2 separate regions of the Homo sapiens genome follow, and region 2 is linked to region 1. A link is a loop called in an ENCODE intact Hi-C map of the cell type or tissue named here. Cell type or tissue: B cell. All regions are shown on one strand. Links, peaks and the distances in the headings refer to the core of each region. The heading gives the core; the rest is flanking DNA. Region 1 holds the start of TERF2 (telomeric repeat binding factor 2). Region 2 holds the start of PDF (peptide deformylase, mitochondrial).

Region 1 (7,428 bases), core at 2,429-7,428:
GTCGCCCAGGCTGGAGTGCAGTGGCGTGATCTCAGCTCACTGCAAGCTCCGCCTCCCTGGTTCACACCATTCTCCTGCCTCAGCCTCCCGAGTAGCTGGGACTACAGGGGCCCACCACCACACCCGGCTAATTTTTTGTATTTTTAGTGGAGACAGGGTTTCACCGTGTTAGCCAGGATGGTCTTGATCTCCTGACCTTGTGATCCACCCGTCTCGGCCTCCCAAAGTGCTGGGATTACAGGCATGAGCCACCGCGCTTGGCCTTTTTTTTTTTTTTGAGACAGAGTCCTGCTTTGTCGCCCAGGCTGGAGTGCAGTGGCACAATCTCGGCTCACTGCAAGCTCTGCCCCCCGGGTTCACATGCCCGGCCGATTATTAACTTTTAAAACCTTTCTAGTGGAGGCTGGGCGTGGTGGCTCACGCCTATAATCCCAGCACTTTGGGAGGCCGAGGTGGGCAGATTGCCTGAGGTCAGGAGTTCGAGACCAGCCTGACCAACATGGGAAAACCCCATCTCTACTAAAAACACAAACAAATTAGCGGGTGTGGTGGTGGGCGCCTGTAATCCCAACTACTTGGGAGGCTGAGGCAGGAGAATCTCTTGAATACGGGAAACGGAGGTTGCAGTGAGCCGAGATCACACCATTGCACTCCAGCCTGGGCAACAGAGCGAGACTCTGCCTCAAAAAACAAAACAAAACAAAAAACCTTGCTAGTGACCAGGCGTGGTGGCTCACGCCTGTAATCCCAGCACTTTGGGAGGCCGAGGTGGGTGGATCACCTCAGGTCAGGAGTTCAAGACCAGCCTGACCAATATGGTGAAACCCCATCTCTGCTAAAAAATACAAAATTAGCTGGGTGCGGTGGTGCATGCCTGTAATCCCAGCTACTTAGGAGGCTGAGGCAGGAGAATCGCTTGAACCCAGGAGGTGGAGGTTGCAGTGAGCCGAGATCACACCGTTGCACTCCAGCCTGGGCAACAAGAGCGAAACTCCGTCTCAAAAACAAAAACAAAAACAAACAAAAAAAACCTTGCTAGGCCCAGCTTGGTGGCTCAGACCTGTAATCTCAGCACTTTGGGAGGCCTAGGCGGGAAGACTGCCTGAGCCCAGGAGTTTGAGACCAGCCTGGCCAACATGGCAAAACCCTGTCGCTACAAAAAAATAAAAAAATAATAATTGGCCAGATATGGTGGCATGTACCTGTAGTCCCGGCTACTCAGGAGGCTGAGGAAGGAGGATCACTGGAGCCCAGGAGGTCGAGGCTGCGGTGAGCCATGATCACACCACTGCACTCTGGCCTGGGTGACAGAGCAAGATCTTGTCTCAAAAAAAAAAACCTTGCTAGCTTGATTGGCATGTGTCAGGCAATTTTTTTTTTTTTTGAGACTGAGTTTCGCTCTTTTCGCCCAGGCTGGCATGCAATGGCATGTTCTCGGCTCACTGCAACCTCCACCTCCTTGGTTCAAGTGATTCTCCTGCCTCAGCCTCCCAAGTAGCTGGGATTACAGGTGCCCACCACCATGCCCGGTTAATTTTGTATTTTTAGTAGACATGGGGTTTCACCATGTTGGCCAGGCTGGTCTTGAACTCCTGAACTCAGGTGGTCCTCCCACCATGGCCTCCTAAAGTGCTGGGATTACAGGCGTGACCCACCGTGCCTGGCCAGTTATTATTATCATTATTATTATTACTATTGTTATTTTAAGACAGAGCTCACTCTATCCAGGCTGGAGTGTAGTGGTACCATCTCAGCTCACTGCAACCTCTGCCTCCCAAGCGATTCTCATGTCTTGGCTTCCCAAAGTGCTGGGATTACAGTCGTGAGCCACCGCACCCAGCATTGTCAGACATTATTTACAGGCCTTATTTCATCTTTATTTTTTAAGACGGAGTCTGGCTCTGTTGCCCAGGCTGGAGTGCGGTGGCGGGATCCTGGCTCACTGCAACCTCCGCCTCCCAGGATCAAGCAATTCTCCTGCCTCAGCCTCCCGAGTAGCTGGGATTACAGGCTTCAGCTACCACACCCAGTTAATTTTTGTATTTTTAGTACAGATGGGGTTTCACCATGTTGGCCAGGTTGGTCTCCAACTCCTGACCTCAGGTTATCCACCCACCTTGGCCTCCGAAAGTGCTGGGATTACAGGTGTCAGCCACAGCGCCCGGCCGGTATAAGCTGTTTTTATTAACTCATCCAGGACCTGCCTAGAAAGTCTCCTACTCTCCTCTATCAAAAAAAACTCATTTTTCTTTTATTTTTTCAAAATTAAGGTATGACTTACATAAAGTGCGCAAATCATAAGTGTCCTGCTTGATGGATTTTCTCCTCATTTTTCAAAGTCCCATCATCCTCTGGTTATCCCAAAATCATTCTCTTCTTTATCTACCACAAATACCCAACTGTCTCTTTAAGGGAACTTCTTTGAAAACCTTAAGTGCTTCCTGCTTTCCTGTAATCCCAGCTACTCGGGAGGCTGAGGCAGGAGAATCAATTGAACCTGGGAGATGGAGGTTGCAGTGAGCCGAGATTGCGCCATTACACTCAAGCCTGGGCGACAAGAGCAAAACTCTGTCTCAAAAAACAAACAAACAAACAAAAAACAGTTTACACTTACTGAGCCCTTACCACAAGCTGAGCCCTTCGCTAAAGGCATTAGAAATAGCAACTCATTGACTTTTCGTATAATTTCCAAGAGGTACCTTCATTATTTGTGCTTGACAGATGTGGAAACAGAGGCACAGAGACAGTTAAGGGATTTGTTCAAGGTTACACAGCTAGCAAGTAGAGGAGTTAGCACTGGCCAGGCGCAGTGGCTCACGCCTATAATCTCAGCACTTTGGGAGGCCACAATGGGTGGATCACTTGAGGCCAGGAGTTCGAGACAGCGTGGCCAACATGGTGAAACCCCGTCTCTACTAAAAATACAAAAATTAGCCAGGCGTGGTGGCACACGCCTGTAATCCCAGCTACTCGGGAGGCTGAGGCAGGAGAATCACTTGAACCCGGGAGGCGGAGGTTGCAGTGAGCCAAGATCGTGCCACTGCACTCCAGCCTGGGCAACAGAACAAGACTCTGTCTCAGAAAAAAAAAAAAAAAGTTAGAATTGAAAGGCAAGTGATTTGGCACCAGGCATAGTAGCTCAACCCTGAAATCCCCAGCACTTTAGGAGACCAGGGTGGGAGGAGTGCTTGAGGCCAGGAGTTCGAGACCAGCCTGGGCAACACGGCAAGACCCCTAATTCTACGAAAAAAAATTTCAAATTACCCAGGCATGGTGGCACACGCTGGTAGTCTTAGCTACTTGGGAGGTTGAGGCAGGAGGATCACTTGAGCCCAGGAGTTCAAGGCTGCAGTGAGCACGATTGTGCCACTGCACTCCAACCTGCATTACAGAGTGAAACTTTCTCAAAAAAACTAAAATAAAGGCAAGTGATTTGGTTCCTGGTTAAGGCAAGCAGGCTGGAATGGAAAAGCAGCCATGGGCCGGGCGCAGTGGCTCACGCCTGTAATCCCAGCACTTTGGGAGACCGAGGCGGGCGGATCACGAGGTCAGGAGATGGAGACCATCCTGGCTAACACAGTGAAACCCCGTCTCTACTAAAAATACAAAAAATTAGCTGGGCATGGTAGTGGGCGCCTGTAGTCCCAGCCACTCGGGAGGCTGAGGCAGGAGAATGGCATGAACCCAGAGGCGGAGCTTGCAGTGAGCCGAGATCGTGCCACTGCACTCCAGCTTGGGCGACAGAACGAGATTCCATCTCAAGAAAAACAAAGAAAAAAAAGAAAAGCAGCTATGATCACCAAAGATCAGTCAGACCTAGAGGCCTCTTCTCTCATCCCGGAACGTGTACCTCATAGAACTTTTGGCTTTCCAGGATACTATACATATTAAGGTCCTGATATTAATTCACAGGTCCAGCATGGGATTCACATCCTCAAGGACATGGCCACCTGCACTTCTGAGTTGTCTTTGAGTGGCCCCAAACTGGATCTTTGCAGGTTCCAGACTAGTGGGGCTGGTAGGACAATCTTTGAAGCTAGACCAGTTACTGGGCCTCTCAGGAAGAGGCACCCACAACCACCATCCTGAACTAAGGTCTGAGCTGGAGGTTCTCCATTTGGTCAAGTGCCAGTTGGTGAATTCCAAGAGTATCAGAGATATCTGAAAGTGACTCAGACCCTCTATGGGACTATGGGTGGTCCTTTTGCTTATTTTTCTAATTGTTCTACAACAAAATGTGTTATTTTTGTGATTACAAAGAGTATATGTCTAGCGGCTGGGTTGCCAGGTGCATTCTATTTATTGGTATCACACTGGTCTTTGCTTTATAATTACAGTATTTGTTAAAATACAAATTTGTTTAAAGACTTTCCTCTGTGTATGCTCTCTTCCACAATTTTCAAAGTGTTTAATAAGGTGCACATATTTGGTTTTCTTTTTTTTCTTTTCTTTTTTTTGAGACGGAGTTTCGCTCTTGTTGCCCAGACTGGAGTGCAATGGCGCGATCTCGGCTCACCGCAACCTCCGCCTCGCGGGTTCAAGCGAGTCTCCTGCCTCAGCCTCCTGAGTAGCTAGGATTACAGGCATGCGCCACCACGTCTGGCTAATTTTGTATTTTTAGTAGAGATGGGGTTTCTCCATGTTGGTCAGGCTGGTCTCGAACTCCCGACCTCAGGTGATCCACCCGCCTCAGCCTCCCAAAGTGCTGGGATTACAGGCGTAGAGCCACCGATCCCGGCCTGTTTTTCAGTCTCTAATACACTGTTCCGCGTCCCTAGCATAGTAGCTGTTTTCTGTAAATTCGGAGCGAAGTTGACTGCAAAACCCGCCGGGTTCACCGGCCTGGGCGGTGTGGACTTCAAGCCCCAGGAGGCATTGCGGCCGGCACATCGGGAACTACGGCGTCTGAGAAGGGGGCCGGGCCCTCCGGTCCTTTCCCTCCCAGAAGCCCGCGGGCGGCTCGGAACGCTGTTTCTATCATGGCCGCGGGAGCCGGGACGGCGGGCCCCGCTTCCGGCCCGGGCGTCGTGCGTGACCCAGCGGCGTCACAGCCGAGGAAGCGGCCCGGCCGGGAGGGCGGGGAGGGCGCGCGGCGATCGGACACGATGGCGGGAGGAGGCGGGAGTAGCGACGGCAGCGGGCGGGCAGCTGGCAGGCGGGCGTCCCGCAGTAGCGGGCGGGCCCGGCGGGGGCGCCACGAGCCGGGGCTGGGGGGCCCGGCGGAGCGCGGCGCGGGGGAGGCACGGCTGGAAGAGGCAGTCAATCGCTGGGTGCTCAAGTTCTACTTCCACGAGGCGCTGCGGGCCTTTCGGGGTAGCCGGTACGGGGACTTCAGACAGATCCGGGACATCATGCAGGGTGAGGGCCGGGCCGGGGGAGGGGGGTTGGAGCGCCGGGGAAGGGGGTCCGGGGGACCGGGAGTCGGGACTGGGGGTCGCCCAGCCAACGATGTCTTCTCTCCCAGCTTTGCTTGTCAGGCCCTTGGGGAAGGAGCACACCGTGTCCCGATTGCTGCGGGTTATGCAGTGTCTGTCGCGGATTGAAGAAGGGGAAAATTTAGGTATGGCTATTTTTGTGTTCTTCTCTGGGCTTACTTGCGTAGGGTTTTGTTTTAAAACTTATATCTAGAACTGAAGGATTCCAGGTTAAAGTGCGATAGTTTCCATCAGAGTGGTCTTTTTCATTCTACGATGGGTCTGTTTTCTGGCTCGACTGGCTCTAGTTTTCTCCGGTTAAGGTTGTCTTGGCTGCTTTTCTGTGTTTTTTTTAAATCTTCTCCCACCTGTTAATTGCTCACCCCAACTTTGCTCCTGTCTAAAGTGAGTTATGTTCATATGGACATCTTTTTTCCCCCATGGTAGAGAGTTTTTCAGAGTGGAAGTACTCTGACATTTTTCCCCTCTGAATTTAACTTGAAAGCTATTTAGCTGTTGTCAGTTTCTTGCCACTCGTATCTGAGGAGGATGGGTATATTCTGAATTTGAGAGGCAAATGCAGGTATTTAAAAATAATTTTTTTGCCTGTCTTGACAGGTGTTAAAAAATGGTCACGTTAAATTCATTGATTTGAATTTGGACCCTTATCGTGTATGTCAACCTGTAGCAAATATGTCAAAAAATTAAATGCAAATCTTACCATATTTGCATGCTCCATTTCCATAAATATATATATATAATTTTTGGACATAACTTTTTTACCCTTAGAAAAGAGCTTAAAAATGAAAACTGTGCTTTGTCCTAGACTGTTCCTTTGATATGGAGGCTGAGCTCACACCACTGGAATCAGCTATCAATGTGCTGGAGATGATTAAAACGGAATTTACACTGACAGAAGCAGTGGTCGAATCCAGTAGAAAACTGGTCAAGGAAGCTGTAAGGCTCTATTTTTATATCTTTTTTCTTTGACCAAAAATCAAGGGTCTTTGAGGATACAGCACTTACTCTTTACTGTGTGGGGCAGAGGAAAACAGCAATGGGGAGAGATTGAGCAAGCAAGAAAGCACACACACAGACGTTATTTCTTCAGGTGTCTCCTTTCCCACCCAGGCTTGGGAAGTAATGGCAGTTGCTCAGTTTTTGTGATTTGGGTGGTCTTCCTTGTGGCTTTGGCATTGAAGCTCTGACATTTTGGAGGTTACTGCACCATTCGGGAGCACTCTACAAGGGCCTTAAGTAACTCTGGCCTAGGGTTTGGTCACCCTTGTTTATAATAAACCAAGGAGATAAACTGGGGCCTTGGAAAATGTGGTACTGACTTTGAGTTCTTTCTGTCTGCAGAAAGAGGGGCTTAGAGAATATCCCTTTTGAACAGATAGATTAGAATCAGAGGTGCTGGGATAATGAGCCAGCTAGCAAAATAGTAATGGTAGAAGAATGATAGAAATCCGGCACAGGCAGTGTTCTTGAATTCAAGAAAAAAGCTAATGGAGTGTCTAGGAATTTGGGATTGTCACTGTGTTGTGGCTCAGGTAGCTTCAAACAGTAGAAATTATTTTAATTTAAAACATAGAAGTGGCTGTGGGAACCAGTTAGAAAAAGATTTTTCTTCCCCCAAAACCAAGGCTGGGGGGTGTGGAAGCAGATGCAGAGGTGAAGATGGAAAACATCAGCTAAGCATTGCCCTGGTGGTAGAAAATAGGGAAATGGTTAAGAAAAGAGCACCCCTAAAAGGATGGGATCCCAAAGATGGGGGTGGGGTAGAAAGAAAAACCTTGCTTCACAAGGAAAACCTGTCTCTTGGCTGTGTACATTGTACTTGGGTACCCTATTAAAAAACAACTAGTGTGCATGAGGTGCACATATTTTATTTATTTAATTAAGGACCTTGGGCAGATACTACTTTTGGTCTGGTAAAGAAATGCTTAAATATTAGTCATTTCCAAGGAAGAATAATTTCAAGAGTACATTTTTAGTATAGGAAAATCAGGTT
Region 2 (6,264 bases), core at 1-5,000, 55 kb after region 1:
GGGTCTGAACTTCACATTAATAAAGTGACACAATTGTGGACAATGACCATAATTCTGAGTTTAAATGAGACAGTAAAATAATGTACTGTTAAATTACTTTGTTCAGGAAAACTGGAGGGGCATACATTTTTTTGCCTAGTTTCATGCACTGCTGTCCCAGTGGTGATAGGCTGTCCCAGTAATTGACGGTGCCCTTGTCTCTTAGGTAACTAAAATAATCCTGGCCTTCCATCGCGCTGAAGAGGCTGCCTTCAGCAGCGGGGAGCAAGAGCTCTTTGTCCAGTTCTGCACTGTCTTCCTGGAAGACCTTGTTCCGTATTTAAATCGCTGTCTCCAAGTCCTTTTTCCACCAGCTCAGATAGCACAGACTTTAGGTAAGAGAATGAAAATTCTGTAAACTGCCTTACTGATGTGTAATTCACATACTAAATAATTCATCCATTTGTGTAAGTCAGTGTTTTTTAGTAAATATGAATCCAATTTTAGAATATTTCCATCACTCCAAAAAGATCCTTCATGCACGTTTGTAGTCATTCCTCGACAGCATCCTTAGTCCCTGGCAACCTACTTTCTGTTGCCATAGATTTGCCTCTTCTGGACATTTCATAAAAATGGAATCATACATTATGTGGCTGTATCTGGCTAAGCGGAAGAAGCCAGTCACAAAAGAACTACATACGTATGATTCCATTTATGTGAAATATCTAGAGAAATGGTTTTTACAGTCTTTTTTTTTTTTGAGGCGGAGTCTCGCTGTGTTGCCAGGCTGGAGTGCAGTGGCACAGTCTTGGCTCACTGCAACCTCCACCTCCCGGGTTCAAGCAATTCTCCTGCCTCAGCCTCCCGAGTAGCTGGGACTACAGACTCGCACCACCACGCCCAGCTAATTTTTGTGTTTTAGTAGAGACGGGGTTTCACCATGTTGGCCAGGATGGTCTCTATCTCTTGACCTGTGATCCGCCCACCTCGGCCTCCCAAAGTGCTCGGATTACAGGCGTGAGCCACCACGCCCGTCCTAAAGTCTTTTTTCCAATTCACTTTCACGTCCTTGTCCCTTTGTGGTAGGAGAGGGGCTTGGTTGAGGCACAGCTTCCCAAAGGGCAATGGGTCAGTGCATCACACGTGCAAAGCCTGGCTGCCCTCTGCTTTTTCCCTGGTGCTGCCTGAGGTCTGGGTTCCTGCTGCAGGCACCCTACACTGCTGTTCCGTTACGTTCTGCTTCACAGTATAGCTTCCCATTCCCTGTAACAAAGGTGGTTTTTGCTGTATTAAAACATAGTAATTGATGGCTGGGCGCAGTGGCTCATGCCTGTAATCCCAGCACTTTGGGAGGCCGAGGCGGATGGATCACCTGAGGTTGGGAGTTTGAGACCAGCCTGGCCAACATAGTAACTCCGTCTCTACTAAAAATACAAAAATTAGCCTGGCATGGTGGCGGGCGCCTGTAATCCCAGCTACCACGGAGGCTGAGGCATGAGAACTGTTTGAACCTGGGAGGCAGAGGTTGCAGTGAGCAGCAATCACGCCACTGCACTCCAGCCTGGGCGACAGAGCGAGACTGTCTCAAAAAAAAAAATAGTAATGGCTCGTTTTTTTTCCCTTAAATTTCCTTTTTTTTTTTTTTTTTTTTTTTTGAGACGGAGTTTTGCTCTTGTGGCCCAGGCTGGAGTGCAATGGCGCGATCTCGGCTAACTGCAATCTCCACCTCCTAGGTTCAAGCGATTCTCCTGCCTTAGCCTTCCCAAGTAGCTGGGATTACAGGCCTGCGCCACCAAGCCCGGCTAATGTTGTATTTTTAAGAGAGATGGGATTTCTCCGTGTGGGTCAGGCTGGTCTCGAATTCCTGACCTCAGGTGATCCGCCCCCCCCTCCCCGGCCTCCCAAAGTGCTGGGATTACAGGCGTGAGCCACCGCGCCCGGCCTCCCTTAAATTTCTATATTGAGTTTTATTAGTAACTGTTTTCCATTTTGCTTTCCCCACGTCTGGGTTAGGCATTCCTCCCACTCAGCTCTCCAAGTACGGTAACCTAGGGCATGTGAACATCGGCGCCATTCAGGAGCCCCTCGCCTTTATCCTGCCAAAGAGAGAGACGCTTTTCACCCTGGATGACCAGGCGCTGGGGCCCGAGCTCACAGCTCCAGCACCAGAGCCTCCCGCCGAGGAGCCACGCCTGGAGCCCGCGGGCCCAGCCTGCCCGGAGGGAGGGCGAGCGGAGACGCAGGCCGAACCGCCCAGCGTGGGGCCCTAGCCGGCGTCCCCTGCCTCCAGAACGCGGTGCGTGAGGTTCCCGGCGCGGGGTGGCCAGGACTGCCTCGCCCTGGAAGGTCCGGGGCGGGTTCGGGAGGCGGGAAGGCGCTCCCGGGAGGAGAGCGGAAGGGGGCGGTGCTCACTGCCAGTCTAAGCAGGAAGGCGGGGATCCAGTCGCGGCTTCGCTGTGTGCTGGCCGACGGCGCTTCCCGGCGTGCCCCGCGCTGCGGCCGGAAGGGGCGGGCCGGGTCACTGTTAAGGGGGCCGCCATGGCCCGGCTGTGGGGCGCGCTGAGTCTTTGGCCACTGTGGGCGGCCGTGCCGTGGGGCGGGGCGGCAGCCGTCGGTGTCCGGGCTTGCAGCTCCACGGCCGCCCCGGACGGCGTCGAGGGCCCGGCGCTGCGGCGCTCCTATTGGCGCCACCTGAGGCGTCTGGTGCTGGGTCCTCCCGAACCGCCGTTCTCGCACGTGTGCCAAGTCGGGGACCCGGTGCTGCGCGGCGTGGCGGCCCCGGTGGAGCGGGCGCAGCTAGGCGGGCCCGAGCTGCAGCGGCTGACGCAACGGCTGGTCCAGGTGATGCGGCGGCGGCGCTGCGTGGGCCTAAGCGCGCCGCAGCTGGGGGTGCCGCGGCAGGTGCTGGCGCTGGAGCTCCCCGAGGCGCTGTGTCGGGAGTGCCCGCCCCGCCAGCGCGCGCTCCGCCAAATGGAGCCCTTCCCCCTGCGCGTGTTCGTGAACCCCAGCCTGCGAGTGCTTGACAGCCGCCTGGTCACCTTTCCCGAGGGCTGCGAGAGCGTCGCCGGCTTCCTGGCCTGCGTGCCCCGCTTCCAGGCGGTGCAGATCTCAGGTGCGGGCGGCGGGGACCGGGGCTGCTGGAGCAGCGCGCGCGTCTCTTCTGCCCGACTCCGCGAGAGCGCAGAAGTGGTCGCGGTTCATACGCCGGACCTCCCGCAGGAGCGAAGTGGGATGCGGGAGCGGAGAGGCCTCAGGACGGATAGAAGCTCCTGTGGGGTAGAGCCCGCTCAGATAGGACGCAGGGGCGAGGAGAGGTCCCCTAGTTCCGCTGTTACCTGACAGCCTGGCGTCTGCTTTCTGCTCCCTTGCTCTCTGAGGCAAACACGCTCTTCGGCCCCAGTTAGATCCGCCACGGTGGAGTTGGAGAAGTGGGGGTTAGCCCCCGCCAGCCTGACCCAGCCCAGGGGGCTAGGCCATTCCCCCGTGGTACCACAGGATGCCTCGCGGAATGCGGGCTCTGCTGGGGTCGGGGTGATTGTTCCTGCACAGCAAGCCCGTCGGTTCAAGATGGTCAGAAAAACAAGTGGGGTCTCAAGCTGCAGAACCTCTGTTAGGAGTTGGGAGCCCACAGGTACCTCAGAAGTGGGAGGAGTGTTCGGAAGGGTCGCACCGTAGAAAGATGATTTCTCATCTCAGCTCTACAGTGAGCTCGATAACCTAATTACCAGAGTTGGGAACCAGGTTGAACGCTTGGTAATGGACCGAGATGAGGGACGTTTTCCAGTTAGAAGAGGAGCTGCTGTCTACATTTGCCATCTGCTGTTGCCTCTTGTCAATGGGAACAGCCAGGACCGGGGGCAGGGGTAGGGAGGTTGAGGATGATGCAGTTCAGCTGTTCCCACTCACCAGGGCTGTAACTTCCTTTGCAGGGCTGGACCCCAATGGAGAACAGGTGGTGTGGCAGGCGAGCGGGTGGGCAGCCCGCATCATCCAGCACGAGATGGACCACCTGCAGGGCTGCCTGTTTATTGACAAAATGGACAGCAGGACGTTCACAAACGTCTATTGGATGAAGGTGAATGACTAAAGCTTTGCTACTGGGGCTGAGGATTCCGGATACCAAGACGCAAACACTTTCACTTTGAGCTGGGCAAATCTTACTTGGCATCAACTTGGATGGCTCGCATATGACAGGAAACTGGATTGCCAAGGCATGGCAGACTGAGCTGGAGGAAGATGTCAGAAATGTTTGCCCTGAAATCAGTTACGGACAAAATGTTGGCTACAACTTGAGGAGAAAAATCACCCCCAAAGGAGTGGACATTTCCTAACAATTCTGTATGGAGGAAGGTGGGGTAATTGCATTCGTCTGCAGTAGACACGAGTTCCTCGGACCTGTATAATCTCCCAAAGCCAAGGTTTGGTAATAATGTAGTCCCCAAATACCTGAAAGCTGTCTTTAAAAATGCAGGTAAGCATGTGACTGGCCATTTGTGCCGAGTTCTTATTTTTACGGAGGGCTTGTGGCCTTAGACGCCAGTTTGCTTATGGAAATGAAAGAGAATAGTCCCTGTTCAAGGATGTGTTTCATGACAGCACGAGTGTAAATGAGTGCCCACACATTTTAACAGCCTTGGGCAGGATTTTGCTGCTGAGATCCCTAGAGCAGCTGGTTCTTGGCTCATTCTTGGGGTAGAGGCCGTGGATCAGGGCTGGGGGCAGGGGTGACAATTGAGAAGTGCACTGAGCCCTTTCCTGTTAACAATTGGGCATAGAAAGCAGGATTAGTACTTCCTGGTTATACACTTATTTTGTAAAAATAGAATTAATATCACAGCAACCAATGTGTAGGTTTAAGAAAGTGGCCAGGTGCAGTGGTTCACGCCTGTAATCCCAGCACTTTGGGAGGGCGGGGCGGGTGGATCACGAGGTCAGGAGCTCAAGACCAGCCTGGCCAAGATGGTGAAACCCTGTCTCTACTAAAGATACAAAAATTAGCCGGGCGTGGTGGCGAGCACCTGTAATCCCAGCTACTCGTGAAGCCAAGGCAGAGAATTACTTGAACCCAGGAGGCGGAGGTTACAGTGAGCTGAGATCACGCCACTGCACTCCATCCAGCCTGGGCGACAGAGCGAGACTCAAAAGTATGATTCTGGCTGTAGAGTTTTCTTTTTTTCTCTGTCTCAAAAAAAAAAAGTGTCAGCTTTGTCTTGTCAAGAGGTGAAGGAACTTGTTTTATTCTTTTATTTTTTTTTTAAGATAGAGACGGGGGTCTTACTATGTTGCCCAGGCTGGCCTCAAATTCCTGGTCTCAGGCAATCCTCCTGCCTCGGCCTCCCAAAGTGCTGGGATCAGTTGTGAGCCACACTACCCAGCCAAACTCCAGTTTTAGTTAAACTGTTTCACCTCATTTTTATGCTGAGTTTTGTAAAGTAGGTATTCTTGCTGAACAGAGTCCTGAAAATCAAACTATACAAGTAGTAGGAAGTCCATTAAGCTGTTTAGAGGAAAAAGTGTTATAAATGGCAGTTAAATGAACCCAGGAAAGACCCATCCTCCTTTGTGGCTTTCTCTGAGGCCCCATGAGGCCAAGCAGAAGCAAACTGGCTCTAGGTGCAGCCAGACTTTGAAAAGGAATCCCGGCCAGGCTTGGTGGCTCATGCCTGTAATCCCAGCACTTTGGGAGGTCAAGGCAGGCAGATCACCTGAGGTCAGGAGTTCAAGACCAGCCTGGCCAACATGGCGAAACACTGTTTCTACTAAAAATATGAAAATTAGCTGGGTGTGCTGGTAGGCGCCTGTAATCACAGCTACTTGGGAGGCTGAGGCGGGAGAATCGCTCAAACCTGGGAGGCAGAGGTTGCAGTGGGCTGAGATCTCGCCACTGTACTCCAGCCTGGGCGACAGACCAAGGCTCTGTCTCAAAAAAAAAAAAAAAAAAAAAAAAAGGGAATCCCAACCAGATACTGGTGCAAGGTCAGAGATGCAGCCAATGGGGAGATTTGTAGAAAGCTCATAGATGCTAAAAACATGGGTCTTTAGGAAAATTAGAATTCAGCTGAGCCTCCTTTCATTTGGACAATGTTCAGAAGCTCTTACAGGGGGCTATGGCAATCTTTTGATGCTTCTTATAGCTTTCTGAGGTTAACGCTTTTGTGGTGGGCATCGGTAGCAATAAAATGCAAACTTTATTGCATTTCCAGTAAAATCTCTCCCACTTTGAGCAGGAAGCACTCACAAAAAACGCATATACATGTCAACGTTGTGAGCTCATCAGAGTTTTAG

Evidence for each region. Hi-C counts contacts between places; a loop is a spot of excess contacts. Peaks named below come from ENCODE experiments on the same cell type or tissue, not always from the same donor. Only the 100,000 strongest peaks of a DNase experiment are listed, where the experiment ranks them.
Region 2: a loop joins it to region 1, with 9 times the contacts of the local background. A loop is called at or near these places in 34 of 110 quality-filtered maps.

The regions. Positions count from the first base shown.
Region 1 is chr16:69,383,523-69,390,950 of GRCh38, reverse strand. It overlaps TERF2 (telomeric repeat binding factor 2), which reads left to right and starts at 4,944. Exons shown (of 10, transcript NM_005652.5): 1 at 4,944-5,358; 2 at 5,465-5,560; 3 at 6,241-6,371. The coding sequence starts at 4,980. RefSeq lists a silencer at 4,949-5,328. In B cell, for the core only: a CTCF peak has its summit at 5,245; a DNase peak (open chromatin) is centred at 4,980; H3K4me3 peaks cover 2,500 bases; H3K27ac peaks cover 3,052 bases.
Region 2 is chr16:69,326,824-69,333,087 of GRCh38, reverse strand. COG8 (component of oligomeric golgi complex 8) reads left to right here. Exons shown (of 6, transcript NM_032382.5): 4 at 206-374; 5 at 1,993-2,275; 6 at 3,909-6,264. The coding sequence ends at 2,249. PDF (peptide deformylase, mitochondrial) reads left to right here and starts at 2,500. Exons shown (of 2, transcript NM_022341.2): 1 at 2,500-3,091; 2 at 3,909-6,175. The coding sequence starts at 2,518. The coding sequence ends at 4,066. It overlaps VPS4A (vacuolar protein sorting 4 homolog A), which reads right to left. Exons shown (of 11, transcript NM_013245.3): 11 at 6,149-6,264. RefSeq lists enhancers at 1,191-1,838, 2,487-3,134 and silencers at 2,063-2,452, 2,483-2,862. In B cell, for the core only: no CTCF peak of the experiment used is centred there; a DNase peak (open chromatin) is centred at 2,447; H3K4me3 peaks cover 1,831 bases; H3K27ac peaks cover 1,661 bases.